2 separate regions of the Homo sapiens genome follow, and region 1 is linked to region 2. A link is an interaction called in ENCODE POLR2A ChIA-PET data of the cell type or tissue named here. Cell type or tissue: CD4-positive, alpha-beta T cell. All regions are shown on one strand. Region 1 holds the start of CD79B (CD79b molecule). Region 2 holds the start of ERN1 (endoplasmic reticulum to nucleus signaling 1).

Region 1 (5,000 bases), 200 kb after region 2:
CGGCTCAAAATGTGACAAATAACCCTGCAGGCGGTGGGGCCCCCGCTGCCTCCGCCCCTCCTGAAAACAGATCCCTGCCCGGCATGAATGGGAATGAAGCCCAAAGGCCACATCTGCATCCTTGTCCACGGGATGTGTGTGTCTTCCCTCCCTGGAGTGGGAGCTGCTTCTCACTTGTTTTTTTAAATTTTTTATTTCAATATTTTCTGGGGTACAGGTAGTTTTTTTGGTTACCTGGATAAGTTCTTTAGTGGTGATTTCTGAGATTTTAGCGCACCTGTCACCTGAGGATGGGTGCCAACTGCCCCCCACCAACCTCCGTGCCCCCTACAGTCCGCTGAGCCCTAGGACCAGCTCCAGAGTAGGCCCCACACCACAGGGTCCAGGCAACACACCTGTGTGAGCATGCACATACACACACACACACACCCCCCACAAACACGTGTGCCCCAAGCCTTTCCCAGTTATACCCCCCAACTTTGGGGAGACACTAGCCCCAAAGTTAATGAAGGACTCTGTCGTTAGGGGCTCAGGAAGAGTATTTCCTAAACCATGAGACTCCCAGATTTTGCCCCACTCCCCCCGGGTCAGTCTCTCTCCAGCCACCCTCACCAGCATGCGGGCCCATGGGCCTCAAGCTGACCTCAGGTGATGTTTATATTTCTGAGCTGTTTATTCCATGAACTGAACATCTGACAGCTTTTCAGAGAAATGTTTTTTCATTTGGAACATCTGGAAACAAGAAAGAACATCTGGGGCTGCCCGGAACGGGCTGTTCCTCGGATGAAACCTTAACCCTCCTGCCCCTGACTTCCGTGGCTCAGGTCCTGGCCTGCACCCCTTGAGAGTGGCCCCCACCTTATCAGGTCCGAGGCCTAGGCCAAGATCTAAAGAGGGACCACCCAGACCCTCTGCCTTCCAACCATGGCATGGGAGGTGGTTCTGCTTCTCCCTAAATCCAGACAGACCTGCCCCAGCACAGACTGGAAAACGGAGGGTTGTGAGGAGAGTGAGAGGTGGACAGAGGGCACCGACGATTTAGCATCTCTTCCTCTCCTGGGGGTCGAGGATGAGAGACAAAAAAGAAGCTGCCAGGAAACATAAAATTCAGAGGGCTCAGCTGCAGGGCTGAGGTCTGCAAGCATGCTGTGTACACTTGTGCATGTTGTGCCCTGCACAAGGGCATCTCTGAAGGGGCTGCATTGGACCCAGGGGCAGGGGCGCAAAGGTGAGTTTATATCAGTTCCTGAGCACTGTGGCTCCATCCAGCACTCTGAGGACAGGCAGGATACAGCTGGAGGACCTGAGGGCTCCCCCACACCAGCTCCTGTTCCCTGCCCAAGACCCCCTGGACCTGCAGACAACAATTCAACGCACTCAGAGTCCCACAGTTAAGAACTCCCTGAAGAAGCCCCCAGTGGCTGCGTGGTGGATTTTCGCAAAGCTGTCTCCACCTACATCCACCCTGTTTGGCAGCCCCTACATACTCTTTCACAGCATGAGGAAGGGAGGCCTCTCACCAAGACCTGGACTGAATCTTCTCCCAGTGGCTGCCACACTTGACCTGCTCTTGCTCCAGAACCTCTGTGGCTCCCATCCTCCACAGGGTCAACTTCCAACATGGCTGCCTGCACTCCAGCCAAGAGGCTCTGCTCTGGGCCCCTCCAGATGCCTGACCTGGGTCTGTGGCTGCCCTGTCCTTCTTCAGTGCTCCTCTTCCCGCTGGGTGAGGAATAGTTCAGGACAGAGGAGCTAAGTTCAGGTTCATTCATAGGACAGGTGCCTATTTCGCTCACGGCCCAGGAATAGAGACTTGCCGGGCTCGGCCCTTCGGGGAGTTGGCAGACGGCAGAGGGGAGGCTGGCTGGCCCAGGGGATGACCACCGGTGGGGTAAGCACAGACAGAGGGGAGCACAGGCTTCCCCCAGAAGACTGAGAGGCCCCCCAGAGGCATCCACAGAGGACCCCAGCTGTGCTGCCCAAGCTGGGCGACCGCCAAACCTTAGCGGCCCAGCTGACAAAAGCCTGCCCTCCCCCAGGGTCCCCGGAGAGCTGGTGCCTCCCCTGGGTCCCAATTTGCATGGCAGGAAGGGGCCTGGTGAGGAAGAGGCGGGGAGGGGACAGGCTGCAGCCGGTGCAGTTACACGTTTTCCTCCAAGGAGCCTCGGACGTTGTCACGGGTTTGGGGTCGGGGACAGAGCGGTGACCATGGCCAGGCTGGCGTTGTCTCCTGTGCCCAGCCACTGGATGGTGGCGTTGCTGCTGCTGCTCTCAGGTACAGAACCCACGACGAGGCCTGTGGGGTTTGCTCTCATCTCCAGCTGTCTGGGCCCTGCGGCTCTGCCTCCTGCTTGCTCCACCCTCCTCCTCTGTCTCTCACTCTTTACCGCCTGTCTCCCTCTCATGGCCCTGGGGCCTGGGTCTGTGGGTGTCAGCTGCACGTGGTGATGGGCTCAGGAGCCTGTGGCCCCAGTTCCTCTCCTGCCTGGAGAGCATCAGGCTGAGCTGGGCATGAGGAGCAAACCAGAGTTAGCAACCAGGACCGTGGAAGAACTAGGCTCAGGAGGAAGAGAGGCTGAGGGCGGTGCCTGGGGGTCGGGAGGGGAGAGGCTGTCCCAACCGGACCCTGGAAGATGCAAGATCCAAATGTGGTCCCCTCCTCTGGGAGGTGAAAGATCCTCCGGGCTGTGACTTTCTTCCTGTCTCTCTTTAAAAAAAAAAAAAAAAAGAGAGACAGGGTGTCCCTATGTTGCCCAGGCTGGTCTCAAACTCCTGGACCCAAGCGATCCTCCTGTCTTGGCCTCTCAAAATACTGAGATTTCCCTGTCCCTCCTGTCTCATTCAGATGCCTGCTCAAAGCCACCATGAGGGTCAAAGGCAGAAAGGGGGCTGGGGGCAGGGCTTCCGGTACCCCCACCCCATATCTGTCTCCCAAGTACTGGGGGCAGGGAGGACCGAGGGGTCTTGAAGCTGCTGTCATGGAAGGAGGAAGTAGCTCCGGGAACATAGAGGGCATGCAGGGGTGGGGCAGCCCAGGCCAGAGGAGGCCCTGACTGGCCCCGCCCACTTCCTCCCACCCAGCAGCTGAGCCAGTACCAGCAGCCAGATCGGAGGACCGGTACCGGAATCCCAAAGGTCAGTAGCCTCGCCTGCCGCTTCTGAGGGCAAGTTGTGTGCGACTATGTCCTGTGTCCGACTATGGTCCCTGTCCTGGGGGCGGTCCGCCTTCCCACCCTTGCCTGATCTCCCCATCCAGGATTCCCATCCCCAGGCCTCCTTAGGATCTCCTCTGAGCCCCACCCCCAGCCCACTGTCATCCTCATCAGACACATGCCCTCCAGCCTTGGCCACTGAAGGGCTGGGCTAAACTCTGGGTCATAGCAAGGGAGCCTGGGGGTTCCTCTAGGACTCAGGCCCGGGCCTGTCTAGCTGGGAATCTGGCTGAGTCTCGGGTGAGCCCTCCAGTGCAGGGTCACTATGTGAGGGGCTCAGGGATTCCCGGGCAGTGCTCACTAAGAACAAGGCAGTCGAAGCTGGAAAGAGGGTTCTGGAACAAGAAGTGGACCCAGTCCCTGCAGGAGGGAAGAGGGGGATGATAGAGGGAAGTCATGCAGGGAGGGGGTCGACTGAGGAAGGTCTCAGTTGACAGACTAGGAATTTGGCCTTTATCCCTGGAGGAACGGGGGAGACTGAGGATTTCAAGCCTGTGCAGGGCAGCCCAGTGAAAGGAGGGGCCAGGCCTGTGGGCCTCCAGGTCCTGGGGGTGTGGCCTGGGTCAGGCTGTTGTAATGGGCATAGGAAGGAATGGCAAGGTCCCAGGGCTCTTCCAAAGGAAAATCGAAGGGGAGGTGGGGCAGTCGGGAAGAGGTGGAGTCTGAGAGCTTGGCCGTGGCTTCTCATGTGGCTCAGCCTCTCACGTGGCTCTGCTTCCCAACTCCAACCTCAGCCTCCTGCCTGTCCCACACCCTGAGAAGCAAGGACTAAGCCCAGGGAGTCTGTGCCAGCCAGGGCAGGGGCCTGCTGCTGGGGCTGGCACTCAGGAAGATGCCAAGCGGAATGCTGAGCCTGGCCTTGGCACCCACAGGTAGTGCTTGTTCGCGGATCTGGCAGAGCCCACGTTTCATAGCCAGGAAACGGGGCTTCACGGTGAAAATGCACTGCTACATGAACAGCGCCTCCGGCAATGTGAGCTGGCTCTGGAAGCAGGAGATGGACGAGAATCCCCAGCAGCTGAAGCTGGAAAAGGGCCGCATGGAAGAGTCCCAGAACGAATCTCTCGCCACCCTCACCATCCAAGGCATCCGGTTTGAGGACAATGGCATCTACTTCTGTCAGCAGAAGTGCAACAACACCTCGGAGGTCTACCAGGGCTGCGGCACAGAGCTGCGAGTCATGGGTGTGTGCCAGGTGGCTGGGACGCTCCTGTAGCTGTCCGCCCCACCCTAGCCCGGCCTGCCTCTTGTGGTGATGGTCATGGCCCTAGAGCACTCAGGAGAGCCACTGGGACCTGAGGGAGCTGCCCTTGTAGGCCTAAAAGGTGGACTGTGGCCCAGGCTCACAACCCCACCCCTGTCCCCGCAGGATTCAGCACCTTGGCACAGCTGAAGCAGAGGAACACGCTGAAGGATGGTATCATCATGATCCAGACGCTGCTGATCATCCTCTTCATCATCGTGCCTATCTTCCTGCTGCTGGACAAGGTGATCAGGGGACGGGGGAAGCCTTGGGGGACCGCAGAGGAGGCCACCGCATAGGCCAGGCATATGCAGGGTCTCCATCTCCCCAGCTCTCGTTGTGGCCTTCTTGGTCCAGCCTGTCCCCACTGGCTCACCAATTCAATCATTCCTTCCTTCCTTCCTTCATTCAGCTGTTCTTGCAGAATGCACCTCACTCCTGACCCCTCACCCCTCTCCCTGGCCCTCCCCAGCCTGGCCCAGCAGGGGATGGGGCTGGGGGACACTAACACTCTGATCTCCATCCCTCTCCGCCCCCAGGATGAC
Region 2 (5,000 bases):
GCACCTGTAATCCCAGCTACTCGGGAGTCTCAGGCAGGAGAATCGCTTGAAACCGAAAAGGCAGAGGTTGCAGTGAGCCACGATCGTGCCACTGCACTCTAGCCTGGGCAAAAGAGTGAAACTCTGTCTCAAAAAAAAAAAAAAAAGAAAGAAATTCAGAGAACATGTAACAGTGCAATTAAGCCCTGGGGATTTGGTCCAACTGAGTGTAAGATAAATAATACCTAACTGTCCAGGCTTCTTGGAACAGATTTTTTTTCTTTCTACGATCTTTAAAACTGATTTATGAGTGAAATTGAGGTCAGCATTCCCCTTTGTGTTTCATCTGCTGATGTTACAGGGTCACAGTGACATTTTGAATTGTAAAAGGGCTGCCAGAGTTCCAGTACAGCAAATTTTCCCCTCCTAGACTTACTCTGTTTGAGAAAAAGCACCAGAGGGGGGGATGTGAAAGTGACATTTTTCAGTCAAGCTTCTCTTTTAAGTCAAGTATACAGGGTCTAACAGATGCTGTTGTCAGCTGGCAAACTGGACAGGTAATCACTAAAGAGGTCCTCCCAAGCCAGGTGTCGTGGGGCACACCTGAAGTCCCAGCTACTGGGGAGGATCTCTTGAGCCCAGGAGTTTGAGAGCAGCCTGGGCAACACCGTGAGACCTCATCTCTAAAAAGAAAAGATAAAAGGTCAAGAAATAAAGAGCTCCTCCCAGTTTCAGGGCTGTAGGCCTCCCTGGAAGCCCGGCTATACTGCTCAGGAGTGCTGGGCCTCTCAGTACATCTCTCTGCCAATCCCAAACCTCTGTTTGCATTTAGACATTCAGGTAACACTTTTCAAAATGTCTCTACTGTTTTCACAGTTGCCAAGATTCTTCCCACTCTTACAGAGATGTGTTGGAGTCTCCAGCATGCGGTAGGACTTAGTCCCTTCACTGTAATCCAGGCCTAGGGGGTTAGGAATGGGGAGCTCTATTTGCAGGATTTGGGCTTACTGTCATTTTGGTCTGTTTTAGTTGGATAAGATTGACCACAATGCACACAGACTGGACATTTGGCCAGTCCCCCACTACTACTTTGTTGTTTTGTCTAGGAGTGCTTATTCTTTTCCTTCAAACCTGAAAAATCTTAGGCTCTCATATAAGCAAGTCAGGAAAAATTAGAGAATTTCATAGCCGTTTTCTTTTTCTCCTAGGATAAGTTAGATACCTTTCCCTGGGCTCCAAATCTCAGTTTACTGTCTTTCCTTGCAAAAGACGTGTCCTCCCTACCCATGTCCCTCTCAGTGGAGGCCAGTGCCAGTGACCAAACAGCTGCCGAGCTCTTTAACTCTAATTAGTACTCCACACCCTCACATAGACCTTGCAGGAGGCCTCAACCCACCCACTCCCTCCAACGAGTTGTGACGCAGACCATCTCAAACTTCACATCCACACGTGTCACATCAACGCACGTGACACAAGTGGCCGAAATGGTTTCCTCCTTATAATTTTTGGTGAGTGACTTGGCCGTGGTTCATTCCAAGCGGAAGTGATGGCTGGTGGATATGACTTGAGGGGAATTCCTGAGGGCAAGGAAAAGGAAGAAAGGGGCCCCAGAGAAGACGAGGCACAGCTGGAGAACCCTAGGGCTGTGAACACTGCGACTGCCGCGCGGGGCAGCTGCGCCGTGTTTGCTGGAAGCCTCCGGTAGCTGCTGAAACCTTCGCTCCGGAGGTCGCCTCGGTAAACCTTGCGGATGATTCCACCACGGCGGAAAGACGAAAAGGAGGCTTCTAGGCACCCGGGACCGCCCGTGTCCCGCCCTTTTCCCCGATGAAGTCTGACGCGGCAGGTCCCTCGGCAGGGTTAATGGGACGGCCTGGTGGGGCATTGCCGGTCTTTCCCAGCCACAGACAAGCTTCGCGCCTCGATCCCCCAGCGCCCCCAGACGCTGGATGCCGAGGCCTGGTCCTTTACAGCCGCCGACGCCTCATGAGCGAAGCCAGCCAGATGCCAGCACCGCCTTCGGCCCCGCCCCGAGCCAGCCCCTCCCACATCCCCGCCCGGGGCACGCCCTCGGCCCGCCCCCATCTCCGCCCCGAACACGCCCCTAGATTGGCCCCGCCCCGTCCCCGCCCGCAACTCCGCCCCGACCGGAAGAAGCCGCGGCACCCAGCGCTTATAGGGCCGGGAATGGGGGTGCCGCCGCTGCCTAGTCAGTTCTGCGTCCGCTGAGGCTCGGTCACCGCCTCGCTGTCGTCGCGGCGCCCCCGCCCCGTCCTCTGTCCGTACCGCCCCCGGAGCCAGGGCCGAGTCCTCGCCATGCCGGCCCGGCGGCTGCTGCTGCTGCTGACGCTGCTGCTGCCCGGCCTCGGGGTGAGTGACCGGGGAGCGTGGGGTGGAGGACAGCTCGCGACGGCCGGGTCGGGGCCGGGGCAGCGTCGCGGCGCCGGGGCTGGAGTCCGAGCTGGGAGCGCGACGGCGGCGGCCAGATGCCCCGTGAGCCCAGCCGTGGGAGGCTCGGGCCGGGCGTAGGAGGCGGCACCGGGCCGGGAGAGCTTCCCTGACGGGAGTCGCGGCCCCACCGAGGCGTCGGCCGCCCGAAGAGCCTCCCAAGCCAGCGCGGCTGTCACGGGCAGCGGCTCCCCGGACCCCGCGGGCTCGGGCGCAACTTCGTGGCGTCCTGCACGGCACTTGGGGGTCCCAGAAGGCCCCGGCCTGAGGAGGCCGCCCACCTGCGGGACCCTCCTCCTCGCGGGCGGGCGCCGGCGCTGCCTGGCGGGGGCCGCGGAGGAGCCGAAAGGGCGTTGGGATCCAGGGGAAGGGTCTGTCCTGCGCTTCGAATCCTTGTTTGAACTTTTTAAAAATTCGAAAACTTTGGGGAACGAATGCAACAGGGAGTAAGGACTCTCACCCGAGAGCTGGCTTCTGCCACTTGCCCTGCCGGTTTCTTGGTACTGGGAGGCTGCAGGCTTCCTTCTGTGCACCGAGACTTCCTTGAGCAAGTGGAGCTGTGGGAATTGCACTCTTGGAAGATCCCGCATGGGTTCGAGGTGAGGCCGCTTCAGAACCTCAAATGAAAGACTGTCTCCTCGTGGGAGAGCACCTGGGGCCATCAGAAATGTCTTTTCATCTTTTTCTGGAGGAGACGAATGATAGGGCCTGGTTTACATTCATTTAACTCTTTATGACCTTCACTCAGCTGTGGATTTGGGGGCACTTTGTGGGAGACTTGGCTTTTTTTTTTCTTCTGGTTGGAAGAACCTAAATTAGCGAATGTTTTTCACAAAATGTATTGTTCAGGATGTGAGCGTGGCAAATTTGTCCGTGTTCTGTTTAATGACCTCTTTAAAGGTACTGTGTACTCTTTAATAGGGATATCATGTACCAGGTGTCCCAGTAGAGCACTGACATGTGTGTGCCTGAGTGCCAGCCACCGTGTGAACTCTTTGGAGGTTTTGCATTTTAGGTAAATAACTGTCTGTACTCTTGGAGTAACAAGAATTTGGAAACAGGAGAAGTAAATAAATAAGGTTGCCTTTTTCAAATTCAGGGTTTTTTTTTTTAAATAAAGGAAAATTTGTAGACTCTTTATAATAGAACTTGTGGAAGTTAAGTTTTTCTTTCAAATAAAAACCCCACTTTTACAACTAAGGTCAGGTTTTGAACTTGAGCACCTCACCTTGGATTGGTAACTACTGCCTGGCATCTGTTCACAAACGAAGGTATAAGCAGAATGACCAAATGTTTGACATGAATTCGATCATTTCATAACGTCAAGGGATAGGTGTATAATGGTTTCCTTTGCCACATCTTTCCTTTTGCTACTTTGTCACTGGATTCTAGTGTTTGGTTATTGAATAACTTAGGCTAAAGAGCCAAAAATAACGATTTAGCTGTAGTTGGAACTATAGTTTCAGTTCGTGTAAATATTTCCAATTTGTATTTAGAAATCCAAACTTCTCAGAGTTCATGATAAAATATTCCAGACCCTTATCAAAAGGTTATAGTTTAGCGTAACTATATTTAGGTGAAAGGTCAGGCCGGGCCCGGTGGCTCATGCCTGTAATCCCAGCACTTTGGGAGGCTGAGGTGGGTGGATCACTTGAGGTCAGGAGTTTGAGACCAGCCTGGCCAACATGGTGAAACCTTGTCTCTACTAAACATACAAAAAAAAAAAAAAAAAAAAATTAGCCGGGCGTGGTAGCGCAGGCCTGTAATCCCAGCTACTGGGGAGGCTGAGGCAGGAGAATCACCCGAACCTGGGAGGCAGAGGTTGCAGAGATGGAGTCACTGTGCTCCAGCCTGGGTGACAGAGCAAGACTCTGTCTCAAAAAAAAAAAAGAAAGGTCAGAATTTCACTCCTAGAATTTTCTCCCAAGGGTTTTTACCCCCAAACATAGTAAGAATTATTATTTTAAAATTGTAAATGAAACTCATAGCAAAGTTTGCAGTTAAACCAGGCAACAGTGATGTGCAGAACGCAGTGGGTATAAAATCAGACAAACCTGAGTTCTAACTGGTCACTTGCTAGCTGTGCCCTAGGCATATTCTTTTACTACTACTACTACTACTTCTTTTTTTTTTTTTTTTTGATATGGAGTTTCTTCGCTCTTGTTGCCCAGGCTGGAGTGCAATGGTGTGGTCTCAGCTCACTGCAACCTCCGCCTCCCGGGTTCAAGCGATTCTCCTGCCTCAGCCTCCCGAGTAGCTGGGATTACAGGAGCCCACCACTACACCCGGCTAATTTTTGTATTTTTAGTAGAGACGTGGTTTCACCATGTTGGCCAGGTTGGTCTCGAACTCCTGACCTCAAGTGATCCACCCACCTTGGCCTTCCAAAATGCTGGGATTACAGGCATGAGCCACCGCACCCGGCCATGATTTTACTTCTTAGAGACTCCTTCCTGATAGGTGAAATGGGGACAGCTAACATGTGAAAGAAGGCACCACCTTCACACGTGCTTAATAGATAATAAATGTAAATTCTCTTTATGCTCCAAAGATGCTTTTTACTCTAAGCCATC

The links. ChIA-PET counts read pairs that join two places held together with the same protein. Peaks named below come from ENCODE experiments on the same cell type or tissue, not always from the same donor. Only the 100,000 strongest peaks of a DNase experiment are listed, where the experiment ranks them.
Region 1: POLR2A ChIA-PET joins it to region 2 with 10 read pairs; 11 of 35 experiments call an interaction of 5 or more read pairs at or near these places.

What each region holds. Positions count from the first base shown.
Region 1 is chr17:63,929,470-63,934,469 of GRCh38, reverse strand. It overlaps CD79B (CD79b molecule), which reads left to right and starts at 2,139. Exons shown (of 6, transcript NM_000626.4): 1 at 2,139-2,275; 2 at 3,085-3,135; 3 at 4,085-4,396; 4 at 4,582-4,700; 5 at 4,995-5,000. The coding sequence starts at 2,209. RefSeq lists enhancers at 484-888, 630-889, 1-889, 1,463-1,512, 1,523-1,632 and 2 more and a silencer at 3,220-3,289. In CD4-positive, alpha-beta T cell, no CTCF peak of the experiment used is centred here; DNase peaks (open chromatin) are centred at 2,089, 2,229 and 3,049; H3K4me3 peaks cover 1,950 bases; H3K27ac peaks cover 2,529 bases.
Region 2 is chr17:64,127,325-64,132,324 of GRCh38, reverse strand. ERN1 (endoplasmic reticulum to nucleus signaling 1) reads left to right here and starts at 2,181. Exons shown (of 22, transcript NM_001433.5): 1 at 2,181-2,349. The coding sequence starts at 2,296. RefSeq lists enhancers at 317-376, 1,281-1,330, 1,381-1,580 and silencers at 2,001-2,130, 2,221-2,670. In CD4-positive, alpha-beta T cell, a CTCF peak has its summit at 1,385; DNase peaks (open chromatin) are centred at 1,494, 2,094 and 2,864; H3K4me3 peaks cover 3,730 bases; H3K27ac peaks cover 1,187 bases.